Regions from separate parts of the Homo sapiens genome. Here region 2 is linked to region 1. A link is a contact called in ENCODE Hi-C or POLR2A ChIA-PET data. All regions are on one chromosome and are shown on one strand. Each heading gives the region's core, a stretch centred on a gene start or an enhancer-like site at or near the end of the contact. The rest is flanking DNA. Distances are from core to core; before and after follow the strand shown. Region 1 holds the start of C1D (C1D nuclear receptor corepressor). Region 2 holds the start of CNRIP1 (cannabinoid receptor interacting protein 1).

The links. Hi-C counts contacts between places; a loop is a spot of excess contacts on that map. ChIA-PET counts read pairs that join two places held with the same protein, here RNA polymerase II (POLR2A). Pooled maps may share reads with other maps.
Region 2: a loop to region 1 is called in a pooled map, with 2.5 times the contacts of the local background. The contact joins the promoter of CNRIP1 here to the promoter of C1D in region 1. A Hi-C loop is called at or near these places in 2 of 50 pooled maps. POLR2A ChIA-PET finds 5 or more read pairs at or near these places in 3 of 52 experiments (MCF 10A, OCI-LY7 and SK-N-SH).

The regions. Positions count from the first base shown.
Region 1 is chr2:68,060,407-68,065,632 of GRCh38, forward strand. It overlaps C1D (C1D nuclear receptor corepressor), which reads right to left and starts at 2,598. Exons shown (of 5, transcript NM_173177.3): 1 at 2,552-2,598. RefSeq lists enhancers at 2,166-3,365, 2,287-2,696, 2,449-2,949.
Region 2 is chr2:68,317,812-68,323,037 of GRCh38, forward strand. It overlaps CNRIP1 (cannabinoid receptor interacting protein 1), which reads right to left and starts at 2,138. Exons shown (of 3, transcript NM_015463.3): 1 at 1,411-2,138. The coding sequence starts at 1,589.

The sequences.
Region 1 (5,226 bases), core at 1,348-3,847:
TGAGACAGGCGGATCACCTGAGGTCAGGGGTTCGAGACCAGCCTGGCCAACATGGTGAAACCCTAACTCTACTAAAAACACAAAAAATTAGCTGGGCATGGCGACGGGTGCCTGTAATCCCAGCTACTCCGGAGGCTGAGGCAGGAGAATCGTTGGAACCCAGGAGGCGGAGGTTGCAGTGAGCCGAGATTGTGCCACTGCACTCCAGCCTGAGCAACAGAGTGAGACTCCAAAAGAAAAGAGGGGCGAGATGGGGTGGGGCAGGGCGGGCAAGGGCAGAGCAGGGCAGGAAAGGAAACAAAAGAAAACAAAAGACAATAAAGTAAAATAAAATAAAATAAAACAAACCTAAGTCAGATCATGTCACTCCTCTCCTCCTACCTTTCCATTGGTTATTTACTCACTGGGCTATTGCTCAAGGGAAGATTCATGTCGAGGCACATTTTGAACTCCACATCACTAACATAATGTCTTGTCATGTATTAGTTAGTTAGCAACTATTTGTTTACTAACTAAAACCAATCAAAGTAACCTAAGACGTAATTTTGGAAACTCTTAATATCAGATTACAGTTTGAGCTTACAGATACTAGAAAGTCACCACATGGATCCAAACAAACATACGATAATGTACATTCCAGGGCTCTTCCCATCTCTACACCAAATAATTATACACAGTTATGAACTAAGCCAAAGAACAAATCCAACATGATTGTTTTTTGGAATTTGAGAGCCATTTGCTGTTGTTGCACCAGAATTCTATTACTGTAATGAATTACTGTAATGACTTTTTCGCACTGCATTATCTTAGGAGAAAATAACAATGAAATGTACACACAAGTTCTCAATAAATATTGCTGTCTTGGGCAAACAGTGACTCCATGTTAGTGTTGTCTGTAACTCTCCTTCAGTCCCACAGTACAATTCCTGAGTAAATATAGACTTCTTCCTTTTCTAAAAAATATATTAACATCTAAAAATAAATTTATCCCAAAGTCTAATAGGAGAGTATATAAATTACGAGGATATTGCTCAAGATTGAGATGAACAATTACATTAAATTAAATTCACTTCTATTCAAAGTTTAATTCAAAGCATTTCCAAAATTACAGCAATCAAGCAGCAAAATTACCTTCCAAAACATATGGAAGTTGATTATTACAATTATCTTATTTCTGAAATAAGAGTATATAGTGTTGTTGCACAGATTAAATAAACTAGATAAAAGCCATTAGAACGGGGCCTGGCTCAGTTAGCACTCAATACATTAGATAGTATTTTACTAAAAGTGAAAATTACCAAATACTCTAATCCAATGTGAACTATTTAGAGCCATGCTTGAAGGGTCAACTTTGGAAACAGTAGCTGAGATAATACATATGAAGAGCCATTTGAAAAGGTAAAAGCAGTTAAGAAAAAAATTACATTACTTTTGAACTGTGATACATACAACACAGCTAACTGAAGGCAGCTGTAGTATCTTTTGACTGAGAATTTTATTTTGAAAAACCGTTATTCACACTTGTCACTATCTTTCAACAAAACAATGAGTTCTATCATTTCCACCAAACACAAACATTTCTCTGTACTTCAATAGGGCTAATCTGTTGTTTTTGAATCAAAAATACAGAGTTAAATAACTAAAAGTATAACTGGATTGTTTGTAACACAAAGGATAAGTGCCTGAAGGGATGGATACCCCATTTTCCATGTGATTCTTACATATTGCATGCCTGTATCAAAACATCTCGTGTACCCCATAAATATATACACCTATGTACCCACAAAATTTTTAAATTTAATTTTTTAAAAAATCACGGTTAAGTCTTGGTTCAGTCCACCATCAGACAGTCCTAATAGGTTAATAAGTGGATAGCAAACATCTCATTGCGACAAATACATCTTTATCAAGCCAAAACTGAACTGTAGTCAGCAAACATTGAGGACATTAAAGCTATTTTGAAACAAGTTTGAGTTACACTGAACTTATCCGGGTCATCAAGAAAAACTGCTCTCTTGGATTACCCACTACAGATTTCAGCTAAAGGTCGAAATTAGCCCACTATCTCAGATGAGCTAATACTGCAGCAGCAGGCAGTCTGTGAATGTGAATGATAAACGGAGCTAACACAGTAAAGTTACTCCCCTAGACGTTCCACTTTAGCCTCTCTCCCTAAGCAAGATTGAAAACAGCTGAAAATTGTGAAGACTTCAATGTTTTTTGATTTTTGTTTTTAATTTCTTCGTCTTCCAAGATTTGAGAAGGGGGTGGTTAACAAACGAAGAAAAAGAGAGAGACCGGAGCAAAAGAGAGAAATGAGGGGCCGGGGTAAGCCAAAGCCTGCAAGCAGCCCCAAAACAAGCGGAAGTGGGGGACCTGCCAACAATGCTGCCCCAACGAAGAGCTGTGAGAGACTGCATTCCTGGAAGGCTACGCAGCCAAACTCCGATTTTCTCAGTCTGCCCAGAGGATGACAGGGGAATCCCAGGAGAGGAAAAGCGGAGTTAAACAGGAGCAGGAGAAAAACTGAAACTACACCTTAGAAAAATACCTCACGGCCTTCGACTCCAGTCTCCCGGAAAGCGGTCGGGCAACGATGACGACAATGACGCGCCGGCTCTGCCCCCGCCACGAGCGGCGCTTCCCGATGATCTCACGCTGCTCGCCACGCCCCCTGCTCCTTAACTCTTCTCCAAAGGCAAATCTCATTTTGAGTAGCTCAGACCCATGTTGTGGGAGACGATTGCGGCGGCACTCGGAACTTTTGTCTACCTTTGTACCCGGCTAACACTCACCCCAAATACAGGTTGAGTGTATTTAACCAGGAAAAAAATCTTAGTTATCGAAACTTTGTTCGGGTTTTTACTTTCCCAGAAGCTTTTTTCAGGGCCCTCATTCTTTCTACCCTTTTATTGTCTGCCTCTAGATGAGCCTCTTAGAGCAGCTTCCCAGATTATCCGTGGGGAAGAACAGGTTCTTTATTAGATTATCCGTGGGGAAGAATGGGTTCTTTATTTTTCCAATCTGTCAGTAAAAGGTACTTCTATAAAATACAGTAAAAATGAATTAGTAGAAAAATGGGGAAAATATGTGCAAAATACAAGCCCAAATTTTTTATTAGTTTCAAATAAATGTAAAATTGCATTTCAATGTATGCAATCAGAACAAACATAATAGAAAATAAAGGCATTAACAGAAACTGTACATACTGTTCATTGAAAGTGTAGTATAAGCGATTGAGCATTGTCTTAACATTTGTAACTTGTCATTCCACGGCTGTAATTTGATAAAAAGTTATGCATGAAACAGTTGTCCGTATATTAAATGCATGTAAAAGCATTTTGAACAAGCACCATGTATGTAATATTTAAAGTTTTGGGGGAGGTTCCAAAGTGGCCGAATAGGAACAGCTCCAGTCTACAGCTCCCAGCATGAGCAACGCAGAAGATGGGTGATTTCTGCATTTCCAACTGAGGTACCGGGTTCATCTCACTGGGGCTTCTCAGACACTGGGTGCAGCCCACAGAGCAGGGCGAGGCATGACCTCACCCGGGAAGCACAAGGGATCAGGGAATTCCCTTTCTTAGCAAAGGGAAGCCATGATAGACGGTACCTGGAAAATTGGGACACTCCCATCCTAATACTGTGCTTTTCCAACGGTCTTAGCAAACGGCACACCAGAAGATTATATCCCGTGACTGGCTCAGAGGGTCCCACGCCCACGGAGCCTGGCTCACTGCTACCACAGCAGTCTGAGATCAAACTGCAAGGCAGCAGCGAGGCTGGGGGAGGGGCGTCTGCCATTGCTGAGGCTTAAGTAGATAAACAAAGTGGCCAGGAAGCTTGAACTGGGTGGAGCCCATCGCAGCTCAAGGAGGCCTGCCTGCCTCTGTAGACCCCACCTCTGGGGGCAAGGCATAGCTGAACAAAAGGCAGCAGAAAGTTCTGCAGACTTAAATGTCCGTCTGACAGCTTTGAAGAGAGTAGTGCTTCTCCCAGCACGGAGTTTGAGATCTGAGAACGGACAGACTGTCTCCTCAAGTGGGTCCCTGACCCCCGAGTAGCCTAACTGGGAGACACCTCCCAGCAGGGGCCAACTGACACCTCATACAGCTGGGTGCCCCTCTGAGATGAAGCTTCCAGAGGAAGGATCAGGCAGCAATATTTGCCATTCTGCAATATTTGCTGTTCTGCAGCCTCCGATGGTGACACCCAGGCAAACAGGGTCTAGAGTGGACCTTCAGCAAACTCCAACAGACCTGCAGCTGAGGGTCCTGACTGTTAGAAGGAAAACTAACAAAAAGAAAAGACATCCACACCAAAAACCCATCTGTACGTCACCATCATCAAAGACCAAAGGTAGATAAAACCACAAAGATGGGGATAAATCAGAGCAGAAAAGCCGAAAATTCTAAAAATCAGAGCGCCTCTTCTCCTCCAAAGGAATGCAGCTCCTCACCAGCAATGGAACAAACCTGGACAGAGAATGACTTTGACAAATTGAGAGAAGAAAGCTTCAGACGACTGGTAATAACAAACTTCTCCGAGCTAAAGGAGGATGTTTGAACCCATTGCAAAGAAGCTAAAAACCTTGAAAAAAGATTAGACGAATGGCTAACTAGAATAAACAGTGTAGAGAAGTCCTTAAATGACTGATGGAACTGAAAATCGTGGCACGAGAAGAACGTGACGCATGCACAAGCTTCAGTAGCCGATTTGATCAAGTGGAAGAAAGAGTATCAGTGATTGAAGATCAAATGAATGAAATGAAGCAAGAAGAGAAGTTTAGAGAAAAAAGAGTAAAAAGAAATGAACAAAGCCTCCAAGAAATATGAGACTTTGTGAAAAGACCAAATCTGCATCTGAATTGTGTACCTGAAAGTGACTGGGAGAATGGAACCAAGTTGGAAAACACTCTTCAGGATATCATCCAGGAGAACTTCCCCAACCTAGTGAAGCTGGCCAACATGCAAATTCAGGAAATACAGAGAACACCACAAAGATACTCGTCGAGAAGAGCAACTCCAAGACACATAATTGTCAGATTCACCAAAGTTGAAATGAAGGAAAAAATGTTAAGGGCAGCCAGAAAGGTCAGGTTACCCACAAAGGGAAGCCCATCATAGTAACAGCTGATCTCTCGGCAGAAACTCTACAAGCCAGAAGAGAGTGGGGGCCAATATTCAACATTCTTAAAGAAAAGAATTTTCAACCCAGAATATCATA
Region 2 (5,226 bases), core at 888-3,387, 260 kb after region 1:
GACTAAACTAGAACTTCTAGGGAGAGCTCCAGCATCTGTGTTTTAACAAGCACTCCAGGTGATTCTGATATATACTCAGGTTTGAGAACCACAGGATTAGAGTTGAGAAATCCTTGATAGCATTAAAATGTAACCAGAAAAAATAGTTTTATTCCTAACAAATTAACTTTTAGATTAGTTTGAACACTAGAGGAATACTCTAAAAAAAAAAAAAAGAAATATATTAACAGATAACTCCGGGGATAAGGTTGGCAGGAAAGAAGGGAAAGGAAAAGCCTGGATTATATCCAGGTGCACAGAACACTGGGAAATGTGAGAATAAAGGGTGCATGGAGCTGTGGGGGATGCTGACAAATAGATGAATCAGGAGTACCAGAAACCATCCAGATTTGGTTCTAGGTCCTTGCACCTTGGAAGGCTAATACAAGTTTACTGAATTAAAACGTAAGCTATAAGTAGTATCTGATGAATTCAAAGTCCTTCCACCCCCGCAATAATGCCCACCATATGTAGTAGATACAATAAATGCTGGTTTATTTTCTCTCTGCAGACTAGACTTTGGTAGGTAGAAACGAGAGGTAAAGGGGCTCCACCCGCAGTTCTTCCGGGTAGGCTACTGCATGCTCCCACACACTTTCCCGCCAGAGGTCTACTGGGTGCATTATCCAGCGGTCGCTGGCAAGAAATCGTCCCTGCCATGGATAAACCAAAAAACATCCTCTTGCTGTGGGGATGTTGCTAATCCCAGGCACCATCACCAGCCTGAACAGAAAACTCAGGAGAAAAAGAACAGCATACGGCATGGAAAACCGTGAAACTAGGCCAGAGAAGGGGCGGCCGCTCTCTTACTAGTGTCTGCTGCTCCACCCCAGGGTCCCAGCCACTGAATGGCGAAGGGAGTGGGGAGCATCCCTCAGGGAGCCCCAGTAATCACCCCTCCCCTGCCTTTCCACCTCATTCCTCCTTTCTCCCTCCTTCAGCCTTGCGGGCAGACCCTGTGGGCCGCCTGGACCGCGCGCAGGAGGGCTGGGATTGCGGTGGCTGAACCCTGCGGACCTCTCCCATCTGCTCCACCCCGACCGCCTGCGGTTCCGCGCCCAAGGCTGGACAGAAGGCAGGAGAAATTTATAAGAAACAGACAAGCAAAAACCCTGGCTTCTTGTCACTGATTTTAAAGAACCCACTGAGGTCACTGCGATGGGTGGAGGGAAGCGAGAATGGAGGAATACAAGCCAAAGGGAAGGAAGGGGACGAAGGCGGACAGGGAGTGACCTCTTCCTCCAACCCCCGGGCCCGCTGGGAGCGGCGCGAGGCCAGAGGCCCTTGAGAGGCTCGGGCTGTCCTGGGGGCCTCAGTCCTCTGCCTGTACCCCATGGGGGACCCTGCTGCCACCAGGCGCCCCGCACTCACTCGACCTGCAGCGTGCTGGGTTTAATCTTCACCTCAACCTTGTAGGAGGAGCCGGTGAGCAGCTTGATGGTGCGGTTCTGGCCGAAGCGCTGCCCGTCCACCTTGTAAAAGACCGGGCCGTCATTAGGCTGGATGCGCAGCGCGATGGAGAGGCGCACGAGGCCCGGCAGGTCCCCCATGTCTGGGCGAGGGTCTGGCGCGGCGGCTCCGGGGGGCGGAGGACAGCGCCGGCTGCGGCCGAGTGGCTGGAGCGCGAGGGGCGGAGAGGAAGCGCGGGGAGGGTGAGGGAGGTGGTGGAGCTGAGGCTGCCGCTAGGAACCCGCGCCGTCGCCGCCGTCCGCCCGGGCTTTTGAGGAGCAGCTCCTTAGGCTGTGGCCCCCCTCCCCACTCGGCGAGGAAGCGGGCCCAAGAGACGGCTCCAAGGCCGCGCGCTTCCCCATCCCCCGCTCCAGTGCTGCGCCCTCCACGCACCCGAAGGCTCGCTCTGGCCCGCAGGCCGCCGCGCAGATCCGCGCAGCTGGGGGCGAGGGAGTTAATCCTGTTTACGCACCACAATCCCCTTCAGCTGGGGAAGCGGACATTTAGGCTCCTCCTAGAACAGCCCCGGGCAGGAGGAGGAGAGGTTTGGGAGGCACTGGGAAGGCGCTGGAGTTAAGCGACCACTATGCCAAGGAGCGAGACCCCCGGAATCTGGATACCGCCTCGGCCAGCTACGTGAGGTGGACACTGCTGCTCGCGGATCCGGCGCCAGCCAGGCGGGAGGAGGCTGAGGGGGGGTAAAGGGAGGCGGGAAGGGGGGACAGGAAACCGCTAGCCGGTGATTTAAATTTCAGGAAATATGAGTCTTTCCAAAGCTTAGGGGAAATGGCCGAGGAAAGGCGCAATTCCACGTGATGGAGCCACGCTGGATGAGGAATGGATGCAAGAGGAAGAAAATAACCATATTCAAGGAGCTACATCTTCTTGTGGGTGTACATTTCCATTATACGTATGCTCGTCCCAAAAATGACACATACATAAATATATGTAATGAATCACATATATTTACACAGATTTTGAAGGGTGAGCTATTAACCCTGTAAAAGGCAACTGACATGAGCCTAAGGCATTCTGGTGACAAAATGGCCAAGAGGTGGGATGGGTCAAAGGATTATTGGCAGGGGGCCATATGCGACACCGCAGAGTTTAGATTTGCATATTAAGCGTGATTAGACAGTTTTCGTGGCAGAGGTCGGTAGACAGCTGACTTTTGGAAGCGAGGGGAGACTCAGGGGGTGAGGACTATACTGGGAATGGCTTCCCGGAGCAGAGAGAGCACCTGCTTCAGCACCACCCAGATGGATAGTACCAGAGCCAGGGAGCACACCTGGGAAATGAAGTGGGCTAGTGAGAACAAATGGGTAGGGATGCGTTTCCTTGGCAGTTTTTGTTTACCCAAGTTAGACTGCTCTTTTTTAAGAAATAATAAGCTATACATATAATATATATGTAATATGGGTGTTTATTGCAACATTGGTTGCAAAAATAAAAATAAAACCTAAATGAAATGTTAACCAATAAATAAATGGCTGAATAAATTCTTATATACCCACACTATAGAACGTTACACAACTATCAAAATAATGAAATATAGGTTGCATTGGCAAACACACAGGCAAAAACTGTTAATGATAAAAGTGGGATGGCTGGGAAACAAAGCCTGAGGGCGAGCATTTTGTCTGTTTTGTTTGTTGCTGTTTCCCCAGCATGCCAAAATAGTGCCTGACACATAGTAGGTGCTCCAGAAATCGTTGTTGAATTGACTTACGGTTGTGGTCTTAATCATGTCCATATGTAAATTCTTTCACATCTTTAAAATTAATTAGATCCTTGCGATTTACCTGGAATGATGAAAAGAAATCTAATTGCAAGTAGCATCTCTAGTGTTTTAGAAAAATGAAAATTTAAAAAGAATATAAATGTGTATGTTTGTATTAGCTCTTTTAAAAGAATGAGAGAGTTACACAGTAAACTTAATGTTGGTTATTATGGTTTATGAGTAGTGGAAAGAGGGTGAGTATCTTTTTGGGGTCATTTAAAAGCCTTTTTGGAAATTTTGCCTTTTTTCCTCAACCTTTTGTTTAGCAACCCCACAATCTCAAGCCAACTTCCACCTGTGTATCAAAAAGAGCATTGGACCTGGAGGATGATGACTCCATTTTAAAACCTGGTTCTAAGGCCGGCATGGTGGCTCATGCCTGGAATCCCAGCACTTTGGGAGACCAAGGAGGGCAGATCATTTGAGGCCAGGAGTTCAAGACCAGCCTCGCCAAAATGGCAAAACCTGTCTCTACTAAAAATACAAAAAATTAGCCAGGCGTGGTGGCGCATGCCTGTAGTCCCAGCTACTTGGGAGGCTGAGGCATGAGAATCGCTTGAGCTGGGGAGGCAGAGCTTATAGTGAGCCGAGATCATGCCACTGCACTCCAGTCTGGGCAACAAAGTGAGACTCCATCTGAAAAAAAAAAAAAAAACCCACACAAAAACAAAAACAAAAACTCTGGTTCTAGCCTGGCTAGGTAGTGCACTCTTGCAGTCCCCACTACTTGGGAGGCTAAGGTGGGAAGATCACTTAAGCCGACGAGTTTGAGGCCAGTATGGACAAAATAGTAAGACTGCCATCTCATAAATAAATAAAATAAAAAAAACCTAACTCTGCCACTTTTTAGTTTCGTTATGCAAATAACTTAACATCTTTATGTTTCATCTTTGTAAAATGAGGATTAAAATACCTCCTTCCCAACATTGTGAGAATTGAATGAGGAAATGGAAATTGTTTGAAAAAAATAAATTACTTTTCAAATACGAGGTGTTACTAATGCTGGGCAATATCCATTAGGAATAGCATTTTCAGGACCATACAATGTAATGTCTTAAAATGAAATTAATAAATGTAAAAGTAATTGGAAAATTTATCATCACTGATACATATGTGCAAAGAATATGAATATGGAGTCTGATGGATCTGTGTTTGTGTTGCCAGATCTGTGGATTACAAACTGAGTGACCTTGAGCAAAGCTGCTTTAGTCTCTTGGAGCCCCAGTTTCTTCATTTGTAAAATGATGATGGTGACATAGATGATGCATATAGAACCAAATGAAATTGTGTAAACTATGCAAGAATATCAGGCCCATAGAGACACTCAATACATTGTAACTATTTTTATTTAAAAATATACTTGCTGAATATGTAGCAACTTTTAGTTTAGATTCAGGTTTGTTACTGGAGCGTATTGCATGATGCTGAGGTTTGGAGTAGAAATGATCCCATCATCCAAGTCCTCAGTGTCTATTGTTACCAATGGAATGAAGACTACTAGCCAGGGAGGGAGGGAGACAAGTAAGGGTTGAAAAACTGTTTTATGTCCATGGGTACCCAATGGTTAGCACCCACTAAAAATGAGAACATGCGGTATTTGGCTTTTTTTTCCTGCATTAATTCATTTCTTGCTATATATTTTTAAGGTATCTAGTGCTTTCAGTCTTATTGTAGATTCTTTAATTATTACCTCAGATTGGTGATCTTAAACATTGTCTGTCTAATGGACAATGCTTATTATCATTCTTTTGAAAACTGTGAAATTGAGCCCAAGTGAACGATGGACTTAGTTGTCATTCAGAGGAATCACATGCTATGGTTCAAACGATTCTCCTGCCTCAGCCTCCCAGCTGCTTGTGTTCCCCCAAAATGGCTATGTTGAAACCGAATCCACAAAGCAATAGTATTAAGAAGTGGGTTCTTTTGGAGGTGATTAGGTCATAAGGGCTCTTCTGCCC